2 separate regions of the Homo sapiens genome follow, and region 2 is linked to region 1. The links are chromatin loops, found by intact Hi-C in ENCODE. Cell type or tissue: mammary epithelial cell. All regions are shown on one strand. Links, peaks and the distances in the headings refer to the core of each region. The heading gives the core; the rest is flanking DNA. Region 1 holds the start of LOC107986476 (a long non-coding RNA gene). Region 2 overlaps LOC105377721 (a long non-coding RNA gene).

The links. A loop is a pair of places that touch in the nucleus more often than their neighbours do. Peaks named below come from ENCODE experiments on the same cell type or tissue, not always from the same donor. Only the 100,000 strongest peaks of a DNase experiment are listed, where the experiment ranks them.
Region 2: it touches region 1 in a loop (15-fold over the local background); 6 of 110 quality-filtered maps call a loop at or near these places.

The regions. Positions count from the first base shown.
Region 1 is chr5:171,842,776-171,851,102 of GRCh38, reverse strand. LOC107986476 (a long non-coding RNA gene) reads left to right here and starts at 2,985. Exons shown (of 3, transcript XR_007059052.1): 1 at 2,985-5,194; 2 at 5,409-5,597. In mammary epithelial cell, for the core only: CTCF peaks have their summits at 335 (motif pointing right) and 5,050; no DNase peak of the experiment used is centred there.
Region 2 is chr5:171,481,089-171,489,415 of GRCh38, reverse strand. All of the region lies in intron 2 of LOC105377721 (a long non-coding RNA gene), which reads left to right. Among named protein-coding and RNA genes, the nearest start is that of FGF18, 66 kb to the right of the region's middle. In mammary epithelial cell, for the core only: a CTCF peak has its summit at 4,825 (motif pointing left); no DNase peak of the experiment used is centred there.

The DNA of each region.
Region 1 (8,327 bases), core at 233-8,232:
GATAGCAGGGAGGCTGCAGACCCCAGAGGGGATTAGGCATATCTGTGTGTAAACTTTGGGCAATGTCTTTCTTTCAACTGGGCTTGAATCACAGCATTGCATACCCTAAGAAAACATCATGAGGTATATAAAGTTCCCATACTCCCATTAAGTGGCCTGGTTTTCGTCTTTAAGTATGGTGGGGCTGGTAGGAGTAGAACACGGGATGATGTATCACTTCTCCTGGGTTTCTCAACCTCAGCACGACTGACATTTGGATGGGATCATTGTTTGTGGGGTCTGTCCTGTGCCTTGTAGGATATTTGGCGGCATCCCTGGCTTCTACCCACTAGATGTCAGTAGCACGTATCATCCCTCCTGCCTCCCCATTGTGACAACCCAAAATGTAGGCAGACATTGCCAAGTGTCCTCTAGGGGACAAAATCCCTCTCCCATTGAGAACCACTGCTTTAAGAGAAGATTACCCAAAGTCTGTGCAAGGCTTTTGGAATACTCTTGGAAGGATTTTTATCATACTCTTGGAAGAAGGAAGTAGTGCTATCATGCTCAAAGCATGGTCTGAGAGCCTATAAGACGTGCCAGCTAATGAAACTCTCCCCTGGGGTGTTTTCGTAACTCATCCTTAAGGCTCGTATATCTGTTGAGTTTCTTGGTTGCAAGTTACAGAAAACCCAATCCAAAATGGTCTAAGCCAGAAAATGAATTTTTTGGCTGTGGTAACTGAAGAGTCCGACACAGTGCTAACTTTAGGCACAGCTGGATCCAGGTGCTTAAGCAGTGTTATCAAGAAACAAGAATTTTTCCAAATCTTTGCTCTGATTTCCTCATTATTGATATCATTCTCAGACAGGCTCTTCCCATGTGGCAGTGAGAAAGCTGCCAGCAGCTCCGGCCTACTCCTCACTAGAACAGATCTGGTGGAAAGGGAAAGCTTCTCTTCCCTCATGGTTTGAATGCAAGTCCTGGATCTGATTCCCATTGGCCTGGGATACTACGCTATTCTCATTAGCTGTGCCGGGTTCACACGCCTGTCCCTGGAGCCTGGGGAGGAGCCAACACCAACGGAACCATTTGGTGGGGAACAGGAGAGGAATGGTTCTTTAGAGGCAAACGGGGCAGTTACTTGAAGAGAGGTCAGCGGATGCTGGTCAGACAAGCACCTCTATTGCCTCATTCATAAAAATAACTAAACGACAGCCAATAACGGCAGCTCCCACTTGTCGAACATGAATTCTGTACCAGACCCTACCTATACTGCGTGATCGCTAATCACCACCAGCATCCTGAGAGGCAGCTGTTGTCAACCTATTTTACAGATGGGTAAGTGGAGTCTCAGAGGCAGATGAAATGACTTGGCTGAAGTCACAGAGTGGGGCAGTGGCTGAGCCACAGACCGGAGGCATCCTTTTACCTCCTCTAGGACACCCTCTGTAACTGACTTTCTTCCTGCTGCAATCCAAAAGGTCTCCCAAGGTCGCCTGTTGCTATTTTGGAAAGAGGTGGACAGATACTGGAGGGCCACTCTTCAGGCCACTGCCCAATCTTTTCTTGTCAATTTGATGTCAGCTTGTGCCAATCATCCCTGAAGGGCCATTCTGACACAGCAAGTAAGGGAAAGCTTGGCCGGCGTTTTCTGGTTTGGCTCTGTTCTGCCTGCTTGGTCCATTTTCCTCACCTCCGTTTTTGCCCGTTGCCGCTGTTTTTATCTTCCATCCCCCCAGGGAGCCTGCAGAGGGTGCATTAGTAATAAAGCTAACATTTCCAGAGAGAGAGAGAGATATCAAGGAATTTCCATGACATGATTTCATGAAGTTTTCTCAAATATCATATCAAGTAGACACTACTATTATCCCCATTTTACAGATGGAGCAACTGAGGCCTGGAGAGGCTAGAGGACTTGCCCAAGGTTGCCCAGCCAGCAGATGGGAGAACTGGTGTTTGAATCCAGGCAGGACCCATTGCTTTTATTACGGTACCAAAACTTCAGAAAATTGCAAACCAGTGGCCTGTGAGTCAAATCTGGCTAACAGATATATTTTGCTTGGCCCACATAGTATTTCAAAACCCATTTGAACTCATTGCCAATGTTTAAAAATTGAGAACCTGCACATCAAAAAACAAAATTTGTTCTTTTCTGCTTCTCTTGAAAAAAAAAAAATCAGAGAAGATTGGCACCACTGGGCCTACATTCCTGCCTGGCAGAGACCGGCTGGAGCTGCAGCTCAGTCCCAGGTGCCTGCTTTGGGTGGGGTGTGTTCCTCCAGCTGGATGCAGTCCCCACCACTCCCTAATACCTTCCCAGTGCTGAGGCCGGTGTCATTTGCTGTGGCTCACTGTGTGTGCTCTGCGGTGTCCCTTGCGCCCCTCCTGGCTTACCTGCCTGGCTCTGGAGGGCACATGGGCTTGCTGCTCCTCCCCCACATGCAGGAGCTCCCGCCAGCCTCTGACCACAGTGGTTTGGGGTTGCTGTAATCTCTCTCCACACATTCAGTGGAACGGTCTTCTGCTGGTGAAGGTCTGACTTAGGCACTAGAAGAGTTGGACAGAGCCCCAAATTTTCCTTTCCTCCAGTACCCCAATCCCACCCCCTCCCACACTTTGGTTTATTGGTCAGCAAAGGCCACTTTCTTGGCAGTGTTTGTCTTGGGTACACAACCACTTTTTCTTGCTCCCCGCAGAGCCCCCTAACGTTTTCTTCCTAATCCTCCTCAGGAGAACCATCACTCGGATTATCATGAAACCCGAGCGTGTGCGCATGAGGTGCGACCCTTTACAACCGGCGGACCATCTCGTTTCTGCCCAGTTCTGTTTGTTTAAACTCTTTGCTGGCAGGACCCCAGCGCAGGGGCAGAGTTCCATGGCGTTCACAGGCAGATGTTCTGGCCTGTTGCAGGGACCAACGTTAAAAGCCGGGGCAGGAGAGCTGGTGGCCGGAATCCAGGCCCTGGGGGCGGAGGGCACTTCACGGAGGAAGGAGAGGGAGTTCAGGGAGGGAGTTCAGGGAGGAGAGGGATTGGGGATGAAAACAACAGCTCACTGTCCTTTTGCAAATGGAATTTACAGGCCCCATTTCATGCATGAGAACACTGAGGCTTAGAGAGGTGGGGTTACTTGAACAAGGTCACAAGGCTGGTTAAAGTAGGGAAAATAAATGAAATATTTTACAGTTCATGGCATAAGAATACGCCAGTTTCAGGCATGTAGATGATGATGATGGTGGTGGTGGAGATAATGATAATGATGATGACAGGAACTGAAGGGCACAATTAAGGCCTTAAAGATCTCCTGGATGTGGTCACTGTAACCTGTCAAGGCATGACCTGGAATCTTTTACAGCATGGCTTCTCTCCTAGAATCACAGAGTGGCCAAGAGTGAGGACGTTGACACTACACAGACCTGGGGCAGACCCGGCCCTGCTGCTGAGTGGTTGACTGGCCCCAGGTGAGTTCTGTAACTTCCATGAGCCTCAGGGTCCTCATCTGCAAGATGGGAGGAAAGAGGAGATCACAGGAATTTTGTGAGGAATAAATAAAAGAATGTATAGAAAGCACAGAGCCTGTGTCTGGCATGCAAGACTTGTTGAGTAAATGTTAACTTTTCCTGTTTTACTGTGAAGTGGCAACATGAGGTCCTGCACACAGCCAGGGTTCAGTGAATATGGCTAAGCCCAGAGTCCTTATTGGGAGAAAGTGGCCAGAAACCAGGCTCAAACTCCAGTGCCTCAACTTCCTAAGCGTATGCAGCTTGAAAGAACATTACACCCCCTCAAAGGGGGTAAAGTCAGTGTGGGGGATGACACTTCCCTTCAGGTTTGCTGGGGGATGAGACGCTGCCTGTAAAGTGCTCAGCACATAGTAGGTGCACAACAAAGTTATTGTTCATGTTGAGAACTAGTCTCATGCCCAGACTGGGCTCACCTCAGAGGGGTCACACACATTCCTTTTCTTCTGGGAAATCAAGGTGAACTGGATGAATGGCTCAGCACCTTCTCACATGCAGACCTGCTGGGAGTGGGAGGTGGACCTACGGGGTTCTGCACCATCTGGAGCTCATTTCATGGACAGAAAGGAAACAGAAAGGCAGGCACGCTCTCCTGAGGGCCTACTATGTCCAGATGCTTTGCTTAAACAGAGAATATTTATTTCTCAGTCACAAACTCAGGTGTGCAAAAATGCAACTTTGTGTCCAGAACGCAGTTAACTCTGGTTTCCCACCCACTCCATGTGCCTCACCACAGGCTGCTTAATCCAGTTCTCTTCTGGCTGGAACTCAGGGATTTAAGCTCTGATTTGGGTTTGTAATTCAGGTTTCCTCCTCCCTCTCTGGGTGGTGGAGGTGGGATGCGGGGGATGGGGGGCTCTCTTCTGGCTCTGCCCCTTCTCTCCAGCCTGGCTCCCTGGGTCTGATGACTGCTCTACCAAACGGTGGCCTTGACCTCTGTCTGGTGCTGGCCCTGGAGCCCCGTGAGATGTCAGCCTGGATGTAGTGGGAGGTCTGCAGGAGCCCCGCTCAGGAAATGCGGATCCCTTGAGGCCCTCTGCAGGTTTTCACAGGCGCTGACACCCAGCGCTTTCATCCTGTGTCCCAGGGTGGGAACATCTGCATCCCCATATTTCAGGAGTGCCGTTGCCTGTGCACCCACAAGAGGTCTCATCTTATCCTGGCAACAGCCTGTAGGGTTGGGAGCAGCTGCGAGCCATTTGTGCAGGAGTGCCCGGGGAGATGGTTACGTGCTTCATCATTCAAGCTTGCCCTCCCTCTCCTAGGTAGCACTGCCTTGAAACTACTCCTAGCAAGAAACACAGCTTCTGATCATGGGAGAACCTATTTGCATCACAGTTCACAAACATGCTTTTAGACACTCTCCACTTCAGTGGAGGAAACAGAGCCCCAGCGAGGGGAAGAGACTTACCCAAGTCACGTAGCTAAGAGGCAAAATCAGGATTCAGACTCAGCCTCCCAGCGCTCACTCCACAGTGCCTTGTTGGCCCAGCCCTAGAAGGCCTCCTGGCTGGAGGCCATTGCCTGAGCCTGGGGATGACACATATGTCCACTGGATGTCATGATTTCTCTACTGAAGCTAGCTGGACCTTCTTGGCAGTGACATAGGATTTTCCCCCTTCCTGGGGCAAAGCAGTCTCATATGGGACACTCAGGTGGTGGCTCTCCCTCCTTTTGGCTCAAAGACAGGAGGTAAGGCCTGCATCCTGTTTTCCTAGGGTGGGGAAAGTCTGCACACAGGTGGATCCACTCTTTCCTGGGGACCTGGGATCATTGCAGCCTTCTCCACCCCACAGGCCCCTCCACAGCCTCTGCCCAAATCCCCTTTCCCGGACTCCAAGTTGTATCACCTTAGTTAACGCTTCATTCCCCAGGTGTCTAAGAAAAAAATGTTCTCCCCATGCAGTTTCTCCACCTGGGAAACAGGCGGCCTTCTCTCTCTCTACGTCATCAAGTCAGTGCAGAGCGCATGGAGCAGCAACGCCCTGCCCAGCTCTGGGCTGCCCGCTGCGTGCTGAGGATCCAGAGACAAACCAGCCATGCTCCTGGCTGAGCGGAAGGTCCTCCCGAGCCTGCACAGTCTGAACTTGCTGAGGTGAGCGCTCTCTGCATTGAGATGACAGGGAAGGAAGCACAGGCATTTCTGGGGGAGTCACGGGGTCGGCCTTCGAGGCCTCTCAAAGTGCTGAGGCTTAAATGACAGGGCATGTGGAGCTGGAGCAGGAAGTGAAAGGCAGGGGTGGGCCTCCTTAAAGAAGAGCCCTGCGGCACTGCCATCCATCACCCACACCACCTTCAGCATCACCTCCCCACTAGGCCCTACCCCACCACCCCAAGGCAGTGGGGAGCCAGGCCAGGGCTCAGCACAAGAGAGCCTGGCCTCTTGTCCTTTGATTCTATTATCAGCAAATGACCTTGGGAAAGTCAGTTGACCTCTCTAAGCTTTCGTTTTCTCATATGCAAAGAGAGAACAACACTTAGGCAGTGCAATCATATATACAGAAAGTACTTTGGAACAAGCAAAAAATAAATAAATAAATAAAAACACTGATTTGGTGTTTGTCAATTGAATGTTTTGATAACATTTATCAAGATAATCTTCATTAAATATTCTAAGAGTGGGCCGGGTGTGGTGGCCGAGGCAGGCAGATCACCTGAGGTCAGGAGTTTGAGACCAGCCTGGCCAACATGGTGAAACCCCGTCTCTTCTAAAAACACGAAAATGAGCCGGGCGTGGTGGTGGGCACCTGTAGTCCCAGCTATTTGGGAGGCTGAGGCAGGAGAATTGCTTGAACCCAGGGGGCGGAGGTTGCAGTCAGCCGAGATCACACCACTGCACTCCAGCTTGGGTGACAGACCAACACTCCATCCCCACCACCCCATCTCCCCCAAAAAATATATATTCTAGGAATGAAGCCCGAATGGCCAATGGACATGCAAGGAATGGGGAAAGATCCAAATTAACCAATGGGGCACATTTGGCAATAACTACTGAGTCCTGATTTTATAAGCCGGAGGGAAAGAGCTTTATTCTTTACCAAATTTTAACTAGGGATGGCTCATGCCTGTAATCCCAGTGCTTTGAGAGGCTGAGGTGGGAGGGATTGCTTGAAGCCAGGAGTTAGAGACCAGCTGGGGTAACATATCGAGATCTTGTCTTGACAAAAAATTTTAAAAAATAGCCTGGAGTGGTAGTGTGTCCCTGTAGTCTCAGCCACACAGGTGGCTGAGGCGAGAGGATCACTTAAGCCCAGGAATTTGAGGTTACAGTGAGCTGTGATTGTGCCACTGCACTCCAACCTTGATGACATGGTGGGACCCTGTCTCTAAAAATAAAACAACAAAATAAAAAAAACTTTATCTAGTGCTGGGAAAGTGCAGTGAACAAGACAGGCAGCCAGCCAGACAGAAAGTATGTCCACCCTTTTCACATGCAGTCTCTCCTTCATCTTTCCATGAATCCAGTGAGGAAATGGGCTTGGAGAGGTAAAAATGAATTTTCAAAAACATATAGCACCAATAGCAGACAGGTGCTTCACAAAGAAAAAAAAAAAAACACAAAGCAAATAAATGTTAGCTACCATTTCATGACCACCATGAAAGGAAGAATTATTTAATTATTTTACCCCAGAGCCTACTTTTTCCCCCTTGCAGTCTCCCTAGGACTGAACTCTCTTTCATTGCACGTATACCTGTTGTATTCATTGGGATGCATTCTGCTGTAAGCAAATAGGATTAACCAGCTAACAGAGGCCTATACAATCAAGACATCTTTTTTTTTTAAACAGAGTCTTGCTCTGTTGCCAGGCTGGAGTGCAGTGCTGTGATCTCGGCTCACTGCAACCTCCGCCTCCTGGGTTCAAGCGATTCCTCTGCCTCAGCTTCCCGAGTAGCTGGGACTACAGGCCCACGTGACCATGCTTGGCTAATATTTTGTATTTTAGTAGAGACAGGGTTTCACCTTGTTGGCCAGGATGGTCTCGATCTCTTGACCTCGTGATCCACCTGCCTCGGTCTCCCAACCCAAAGTGCTGGGATTACAGGCATGGGCCATGGCACACAGCCAACATCTTATACTAGATATCTGCAGGCCGGCAGTCAATCCCAGGTTGGTCCAATGACTTGAAGTTAGCATCAAACTCTCTCTTTCTCTTTATTCTGCTGTCCTCAATGTATTTCCTTGAAGAGTCCAGACATATCCCCTCACAGTCAAGAGGCTACCACAGCTTGGATCATCATGTCTTCGGACGCTGTGTTCGAGGCAGAAAGTAGGGGCTCCTCATTTACTAAGAAGAACAGAGGTTCTGCAGAGTCCAGGCGTGTCTTTGACCAGAACTGGATTACATGACCATCTCTAGCTATAAGGAAAGGGAAAGGATCAGTCAATGAAGGGGAATGGGAGTGCCTGGCTTTCTTAGATCAAGCGTGCATCCCCTAGGGCACCTGCTAACACTTGGGGTTCTGTTAGCAAAGAGGAAGTGGGAGGCTGGCTGCTGGGGGCAGGAGGGGACCTAGGCAGCTCCCGGCCCCCATCTCCTCTCCAGATGGTTACATTCCAGAAATGAGGGAGGAAGTCTAATCCAGCACTTGGGGTAACACTGCTGTCATGGTTGCTCCTGATGGGAGGATGGGTGTGATCAACTGAGGAGTGGGGGTGTGGGGCTGAAGGTAGAGGGGGAGAATTGGAAACCTTGAGTAGCAGGGACTGTGTCAGGCATTCTCTGTGGCCCCAGGTGAGGCCAGACACAGCATGAGGGTTCAACAGGTGTTGGTTGCTTGAATGAATGAACGAACGAATGCAGGGACAGGGGCAGGACTCATCTGC
Region 2 (8,327 bases), core at 41-8,040, 360 kb after region 1:
GTGGATACCGGGTCCCAGAGGAGGAGGATCACAGTCAGACCCTCTAAGAGGAAAACATCTGAAGATTTGGAGGGAGGGACAACCTAGGTCAGGCGAACCTGAGAGCAAGGACAACTTCTGTTCCTTTGGAAGTAGAGTTGTCCACAGGCAGGAATGGACGCTGTCCCCGCGCTCGGCACCTTGACAGGGTGAATCCATCTCAGGCACTCTTTCTTGCCGAACCCTGTGCAGCCTGAAATTCACATTTATCCAAAACCACAGCCAGTCCGCCCAGAGTGCCTCATGAGATGGAAAGGCTTGCCATCTCAGTCTGGACCAGTCACCTTCCTTGGCAGAGAAAGAGCCCAGGGCGTGGAGTGGGGTTCTGTGGCACCGCACTGTGTCCAGGGCCCTCCCGGCAGCCCAGCCAAATGCCATCTCATCATGTGTGACCCTGAGGCAGCTGGGGCCACCCTTCCCTTCAACCTGCAGATACAGGCACTCGAGCCCCGCCCCACAGGTACCTGCAGGACACGCGGCACCCTCCTCACTGCTTCCCAGGAGATCCCCAGCGGCGCCTACCTTCCCTCAGTGTTCTGTCTCCTGCTCCTGAAGCCCACTGTCAGCTGTTCCCTGGTCACTTCTGCCACCTTGGCCACCAGTTGCTGGCTCCGCTCCACCCTGCTTGTCCCAAGCATGAACACAGCCCACACTTCTTCATTCCCCAAAGCACCTCAAGAACAGGGCTTTTGCCCGTGACAGAGAGATAGTGCTGCAAAGAGCAAAACTCAACTAAAGCTGGAGAGAAAATAATCTGTCCCTAGAGTTTGTTAGCGCTTTACCTTGACAAAGGATTTCCCTTGTATGTTTCTCAGGAGTCCCTTCTCTCCCTGTCCCTTTACCCCCAAAAACCCAAGACTCCTACTTTGGTGCCCCCTAAGGTGGCTTCCATTAGGAGGGTGTAGGTAGTACAGGTGCCATGTTACATCCGGGATACTCAAAAAAGCAAATTGCCTGCAGCTCTGCCCTCCATGCCTTTGCTCAAGCTGTGCCACTGCCCGATTCAGCTTTCCTCTTCTGCCTCTTCTCTTTCCTACTCTCTCCTCACCCTTCATGTCTCAGGTAAGGTTTCCCCTTTCTGTAGACACTCCCAGGATGAGTTAGAGTCCCAGCCTCAAGCATCCCACAAGCCCCTTATAACATATTATCACAGAGGTTGTAAGCCAAAACCCCAGGGGGATTTTGGTTGGGTTTTTTTGTTTGTTTGTTTTTGTTTGTTTTAGAGTTTTACTCTTGTCACCCAGGCCGGAGTGCAATGGCACAATCTCGGCTCACTGCAACCTCCGCCTCCCAGGTTCAAACCATTCTCCTGTCTAAGCCTCCCAAGTAGTTGGGATTACAGGTGCCCAGCACCATGCCCAGCTAATTTTTGTATTTTTAGTAGACACGAGGTTTTGCCATGTTGGCCAGGCTGGTCTCGAACTCCTGACCTCAAGTGATCCACCTGCCTCGGCCTCCCGAAGTGTTGGGATTACAGGCGTGAGCCACTGCACCCAGCCGGCTTTGTTTTGTTCTGTTTTTGTTTTTTTAATTTTTAACTTTTCTGGCGATGCTTTTTTCTCAGATTTTTAATGTTAGTTTTAAGTTAATTTTCAAGTTTTGAAAAATAGGAGAATTCACATAAGTATCAAAATTTCTGATTTGACTTAAAAAACTGGAGGCTCTGTCCACACAGGGTCCATTTTCCCATGAACCCAGTGTGAGAATATGGACCCATGTGGCAACAAGAGACTGCAGCTGATGGAAGCTGCCACCACCGCCAGGTGTGTCTCTGAAGTTCACCACAATCCCCACCATTCCCTATTGCCTCACACTTGGCCTCCTCACTAATTTATTTACCCTCCCCACCTGCCCTGTATCAGGGGAGCTTATGGCTCCTGAGAGGTTGGCATCACCTGACCCTGACCTGCCTTTGTCTCCCTAACACACTGTGAGCACTTTGAGAGCAAAGCTTCGCCATCTCTGCCTCTCCAGGCTGAGACAGACACTGGCTCAGAGCGGGTGCTCAACAAATGATTTGTCAAGAAAACACCTCAAAGCCCTTCTTCCCCCAGGAGGCCAAGACCCAGTATCTACAGCACCCAGGGACAGTGGGGTACATTTCTCTCCCTCTTGATCCAACTTCCCCTTGGACACTGGAAGGCCCACATCCCATGTTCTCAGCAAGACCTCTCCTTACCCTCTGGATTAGTTAGGGAAAACTAGGTCCTGACCAGGTAGTCCCGGCTCCTCAGCGAGTGGCTTTTACACAATGAAATCTCGTTTCTCCTTCACATCACAGTCCGATGCAGGTGCTCCTGGCCAGGCAGCCTCCATGCAGTCATTCAGGGCCCAAGCCTCTTCCATCCTGTGCTTCCATCCTCTTCGAGGCCCTCAGAGTCCTCTCCTCTCAGCCAAGGGGCAAGAAAAGAGAAGGGGGCTCATAGGAGAGTTTTTTGGGCCAGGCCCAAAGTGGCATGAATCACTTCCACCACACTCCACAACCTAGAAATCATGTACATGGCCACACCTAATTGGAAAGAAGAAAGGGAAGAGCAGTGGAGCCACGTGGCCAGGAGGAGCAGAGAACACAGAGATGCATGAATATTGAGCTCTCGCTGCCAAGCCCTCCTTGTCCTTCATTTCTGCTCAGGAGGAATCCTGCAGAGGTGCTCCAAACTCACAGGGACTTGATCTTTCAAGAGCAAGAAACTAAAAAAGAAAGTTTCCTAATCTCACTCCCAGCCTTGTTCAGTGACTCCTCCCAGGAACTGTTTTAACGATCTATCGCTGCTACGTAACAAGTCACCTCAAAAGGGACTACGCAAGGGTGTCAATAGCAGGCATGCTTCACTGAACCAATCTAACAGTCTACACAGGTGCTCCAGCAGGGCAGAGTAGAACAATGTGGGACCTTTGAGTCCAGCCAACCAGGGTTCAAATCCCAGCTGCGACACTTCGCAGCTGGACGACCCTGAACATGCCACTTAGCCTCTCTGAGGCTCTGTTTTATGCATCCTCATAGAGGGGTGAAAGCACTGTGGCCTTGGGGACTCTTGGGCTCCTGTACCCCCCACCTCCTCAGCTTCCACCCACTTTTATCCCTTAAATATTGGGATTCTAGAAACGATTCTTCTAAAGAAAGAGAAGCAGCAGAATGCGGAAGTTAAGTCACAAGCTCCAGAGTGCCTACCTTGCAGGGCTGCTGTATGGATTCAGAGTGATCATGCTGAGCCCTGGGCCTGGTCCCCACTAAGTGCTTCACACACATTATTGGTTCCCATGTCCCCAGCCCCAGCGGGACCCACCTGACAGTGTTCCCCCACTGCAGGATATGTCTTGTACATACTGCAGCTACATTTAATTCCCCCAGCATCACTGCAGAAGTCAGACAATTGCAGAGATTCGACTCCTACAAAAGAACAAGGTGAATCCCAGGTGGGACCTGGGTAGGAATTCACTGCATTACACAGAAACAGGACTTCGCATGGTACGGAGACCATATCCCCCCCTAGTGCTCCCAAGCTAGACACACAGCCAGGGGGTCATTGATTCAACTCACATGACCACAGTCTGCTCCAGGACCCAGGATCCTACCCAGGAGGGGGTTTGGGACTGCACACTACTCAGAGGTGAGAAAAGGGCCTCTTGTTTACTATGGCTTGGGGGAAAGACTGATGGAGATTTAGGGGACCCACATGTCCATCCCCCAAGCCACCCCTCGGCTGCCACTGCCTATGACAGCCGACATGTCCCAGAGTCTCTAGTCAGGGTGGAAGTCTCTTCATCAGGGATATAAGGTTCTCTGCCCAGTTGCTGAGGCCAAAGATTAAAGCATCTACCCCTGTCACCTGAGGCCTGGACCTTATCTCAAAGTCAAGGTAGCACCCACAGAGGGAGCAAGTAGTGGTCTGGGGGCTCTACCCCTAACCAGCTCTGGGCCCGTGGGCAAGTCCCTGCTCCTGTCTGGGGCTTGGAGAGGGGGGCATTCGATCAGGGCTTTTCAAACTGGCCTGGAAAGCTTCAGGCTCCTGTACCCCCACCTCCTCTGCTTCCACCCACTTTTATCTCTTAAATGTTGGGATTCTGGATAAGATTCTTCTAAAGGAGAAAAGCAGCAGAATGCAGAAGTTAAGTCACAAGCTCCAGAGGCAAAGAGACCTGGGTTCAAATGAGCAAGGTTGGGCAAGACACTTCACCTCATTGATCCTCAGTCTCCCCATCTGTAACAGAAATAATACTGGAACATACCCCCGTTTGGGTTGTTCCTAGTATTAGGGGAGATTGTGTATATAGAACTCTTGGTATTGTGTTTGCCACATGGTGAGTGCTCTATGGATGTAACCTACCATTATCATTATTTTGAAAAGCTGCCGAATTTTGTGAAGGTTTACAAACGTTTCCTTTGGTGGTCTCTGATCTCATCAATCCTAGCCTCCACCTTCAGCTCCCATCCCAGCCATCCTCCCCACTGCAGTGGCTGACTCTGGGTGCCATGAGGCCTCTGCATTGGGCCTGGGACTCCACTGCTTAGACCTGGTTGCTGGTCCCAGCTCTGTCACTGACCAGCTGGGTGGTCTTGGGTGAGTCATTTTACTTCTCCAGACCTCGGTCTTGTCATCTGTTAAGTGGGAATGATGTCACTGTATACCTTCTAGGGGTGTTGTAGGGATTAGTACAGCACCTGACACATAATAAATGCTCAATAATTGCTGTAACGATTACGTTTAGTTGGGGTAGGCCGTTTGGGTTTTATTTTTTTAATCAAGTTGTGGGGGGGTGGGCGCCCTCTAGTGGTGAAGCCCCACCTGGTGGGGGGTGCCTCAGCCTTTAGCCTGGGTGGGGAGGATAGTGAAGGAAGGACCTGTGGACTCACATATTAGACGGGGACCTTCTTGGAACCAGGGGTGTGTTCCAACCTAGGGCTACCACAGCCGACCCTGGGACCAGTGATCTGTACGCTGGCTTGGCAGGGAGGGCAGAGAAGGAAGCTCTGGCTTAGACCCCTGGGTAAACATCTCTGCAAAGAAGGAAGAGACAGTGGCCACCATAGAGAGAGAAGACAGGCATGAGAGGGTGCAGAGGCAGTTCTCATTCTCCCCTCTTCTATTGCTAGACACACCCTCACTACCATCCTCCCAGTCCATTTTACGGATGGAAAAACCGAGGCCCACAGAGGTAAAGGCGCTCTCCTGCGGTCACACAGGACATCCAAGGCAGAACGCATGCCAGCACCTGAGCTCCAGGTCCAGTGCTCTCTGCTCCACACTACAAGGTCAGCTTAGCCAAGCCAGGTGACGGGAAGCAGAGGACATTTCATTGAATCATACAGTGAAATTTCGAAGAAGGGGAAAAAAGCAGCAGGCGGAGTTCCCAGGGCTGGAGCCCTGCCCAGCTAGTCCCAGAGCTCAGGGAGGGTGGGAATGACGCAGCCTGGGCCCATAGCGGTCTCAGGAGCACCATTCGCCGGGAATCTGCAGGCAACGGCAGCCAGAAGGGCTGCAGAGGCTCTGGGAAGGACGGCTGAGCCGGCGGCGGCCCAGGCTGACTCCACAGGGACGCCAGGATTCCCTCCATCACAGAATCCAAGAGGACCCCCACCTATCCCCAACCCCCACACACACAAACACAGAGAATAGCCCAGGCCCAGCAGAGCGGACGGGCAACAGAAGCCTCCTCTGCAAGGAAGGGGTCAGCCTGGAGCAGAGAAATCCCCGCAGACCCATGAGAGGGGCGGCCACGAGCAGGAGTCCAGGCCCAGCTGTGGGCCGGGGCTGAGGCCGAGGGTTGGAGGCTGTGGACACGGCCAGCTCCCTTCCCTACTCAGACAGGCTCCCTTCCTGTCCTCCAACCTGGGAGGCCTTGCCTGCTATGTGTCCGAAAAGCTTTCTCACGAGTTATAGCTCAGCTGAGACTCACAATGCCTCTGTCGGATCATCCCAACCTACAGGCGAGGAAGCTGAGGCTCCATGCGAGGAAGGGGCTGCAGGCTTTCAGAGCCATTCCCACCCAGCATGACTGTCTGACATCACCCCCTTTGACATCCTGAGATCTGCAGCATTAGGCCAGGGGAAGGAGGGCATGGATCTGGTCAGCCACTGGCCCCCAGGACCCTAGTAAAATGCTATCCCCTACCCCAGCACTTAGCAGCTCCCGAGCCCCAGTGATCACGCACTCCCAGGGCAAGATGTGGAAGGAGGTGGTGCATGATGACACAAAGAAAGCAGGCTTTGGCTCAGCTGGACCTGAGTTCAAATCCTGGCTCTGCTGTATATTTTCTGGGTGACCTTGGACATGTCATTTGCCTCTCAGCTACCCAGTTTTCTGAGCTGACAGAAAAGCATAGTATCCTCTGCACATGCCGTTCGTAGTAAAAGTAAGAGCTACCGTTTATTGCACCCTTTAAGATCAGGTCCTGTTCTCATCACTGTCGCTGCTTTAGATGATCTAAGCCTTTCAACAATGCCCCAATATATTATTACTCATAGCTCCATTTGCAGAGAGGAAACAGAAATATCTAGGAATAGGCAGAGCGAGGATTTGAACTCAGCCTGTCTGGTCCCTAAATACTAAGTTACGGTGTCCATTTATCACATAGGAAAAGCACATCACAGATGTCAGATGTGCTATGGGGCTGGAAAGTTTGGGATGAGTGGAGATGGCAAGGTTCAGAAACAGATTGACCAAGGAGTGCCCGTCTCTGCCAGGATCCATTTGGACCAAGCTCATACCCTGGGTTGGGAAGAGCTCCGGTTGTACTCTGGGGTCTCAGCTCACAGCTCCAGCCCGGTCCCTTCATCAAATCATCTACTTCTCAGTAGTCACTGAGGCTCTCTTTTGGGCCAGGCCCAGGACTGGACACGCAGGCCAAGGCAGATGAGGGGCCCAACCCCACAGCCCCCTCATGTGGGAGGAGGCCTTTCTAGATGCCATGATGGTGAGGAGGCAGGAAACCAGGGCATCTCTATGGTAGGTGGACTCACTGCCTGATGGAAAGAAGCTCTGCTCCCAGGGCTGAGAGGCCAAGCTCTCCCGGGGCCCCTCCCTGCCCAGGAGCTGCCACTTTAAGAAGCCTGGCTGGCCCCTTTAAGGAGCAATGGAGTGAGGCTATTTCCCACTGTGTGCCCCCTCCAGCTGCAACTAGAAGACTCCTGGCTTTCACACCCAGGCTGAGCTGGGGATAGGGAGCCCCCTGCTCCTCCCTTGACCTCCTGGCCACCCCTTGACCCACCGCAGCCCAAAGTTCCCATGCCTTCATGCCTTGGTCCCAGAACCTCAGTGGCCCCCATCATCCCATCCGCTCTTGATCTGTTCCCTGGCTGGGACTCCTGGCTGGGGCTGCACAGCCCTTCCCTTCCCACTCCGTGCTTGGCAGAGGGGTGAGTGTCTGTTCTCGAGCTGGGCCCAGGGGGCTGGCCGAGGCCAGCGAGTGGAAAGGGAGGTGGAGGGCAGGGCTGTCTAAAAGGAACCCCCTTTTCCAAGGAGCCAGCTCCACCCACCACAGGGATGTGGGATGAGAGCAGTCAGAAAGGGGGACCGGCCCAAAGTGAGTGCTGGAGAGCATCTATCTGCACAGAAGACTGAAGAAAGTGGTTAGGCTTCTGGGAGAACTGATTAACCAAGGAGAATCCAGACTCCTGCAAGAACGGAAAGTCCCCATCTTCCTGGGAGTCTTGGTCTTCAGTCGGAGGAAGGCACACAACCATACATCCAGAAAAGCACCCACTCTGCACCTGCACCCTGCTAAGCACCTCACAGGTCTGATGCCAGCTCACACCTGGACTTGCAGCCTTCCCACTCAGGTCCTCACCCAACTAGCAGAATGAGTAAGAACCCAGGCTTGGGAGACTTGAAGGATGCTTCGATTGAATCCTGGCCCCACTATTCACCACCTGTGTGACCTTGGACAAGTCATGTCACCTCTCTGGGCCTTAATTTCATCATCTGTAAGATGGTGATAGGCTGGACGCGGTGGCTCACACCTGTAATCCCAGCACTTTGGGAGGCCAAGGCAGGTGATCACCTGAGGTCAGGAGTGCGAGACCAGCCTGGCCAACATTGTGAAACACCATCTCTACTAAAAATACAAAAAAAATAAAAAATTAGCCAGGCGTAGTGGCACATGCCTGTAATCCCAGCTACTCGGGAGGCTGAGGCAGGAGAATCACTTGAACCTGGGAGGTGGAGGTTGTGGTGAGCCGAGATGGCGCCACTGCACTCCAGCCTGGGCAACAAGAGGAAAACTCTGTCTCAAAAAAAAAAAAGATGGTGATAATAGTTCCCACCTAGGGGGGCTGTTGCAATGAATG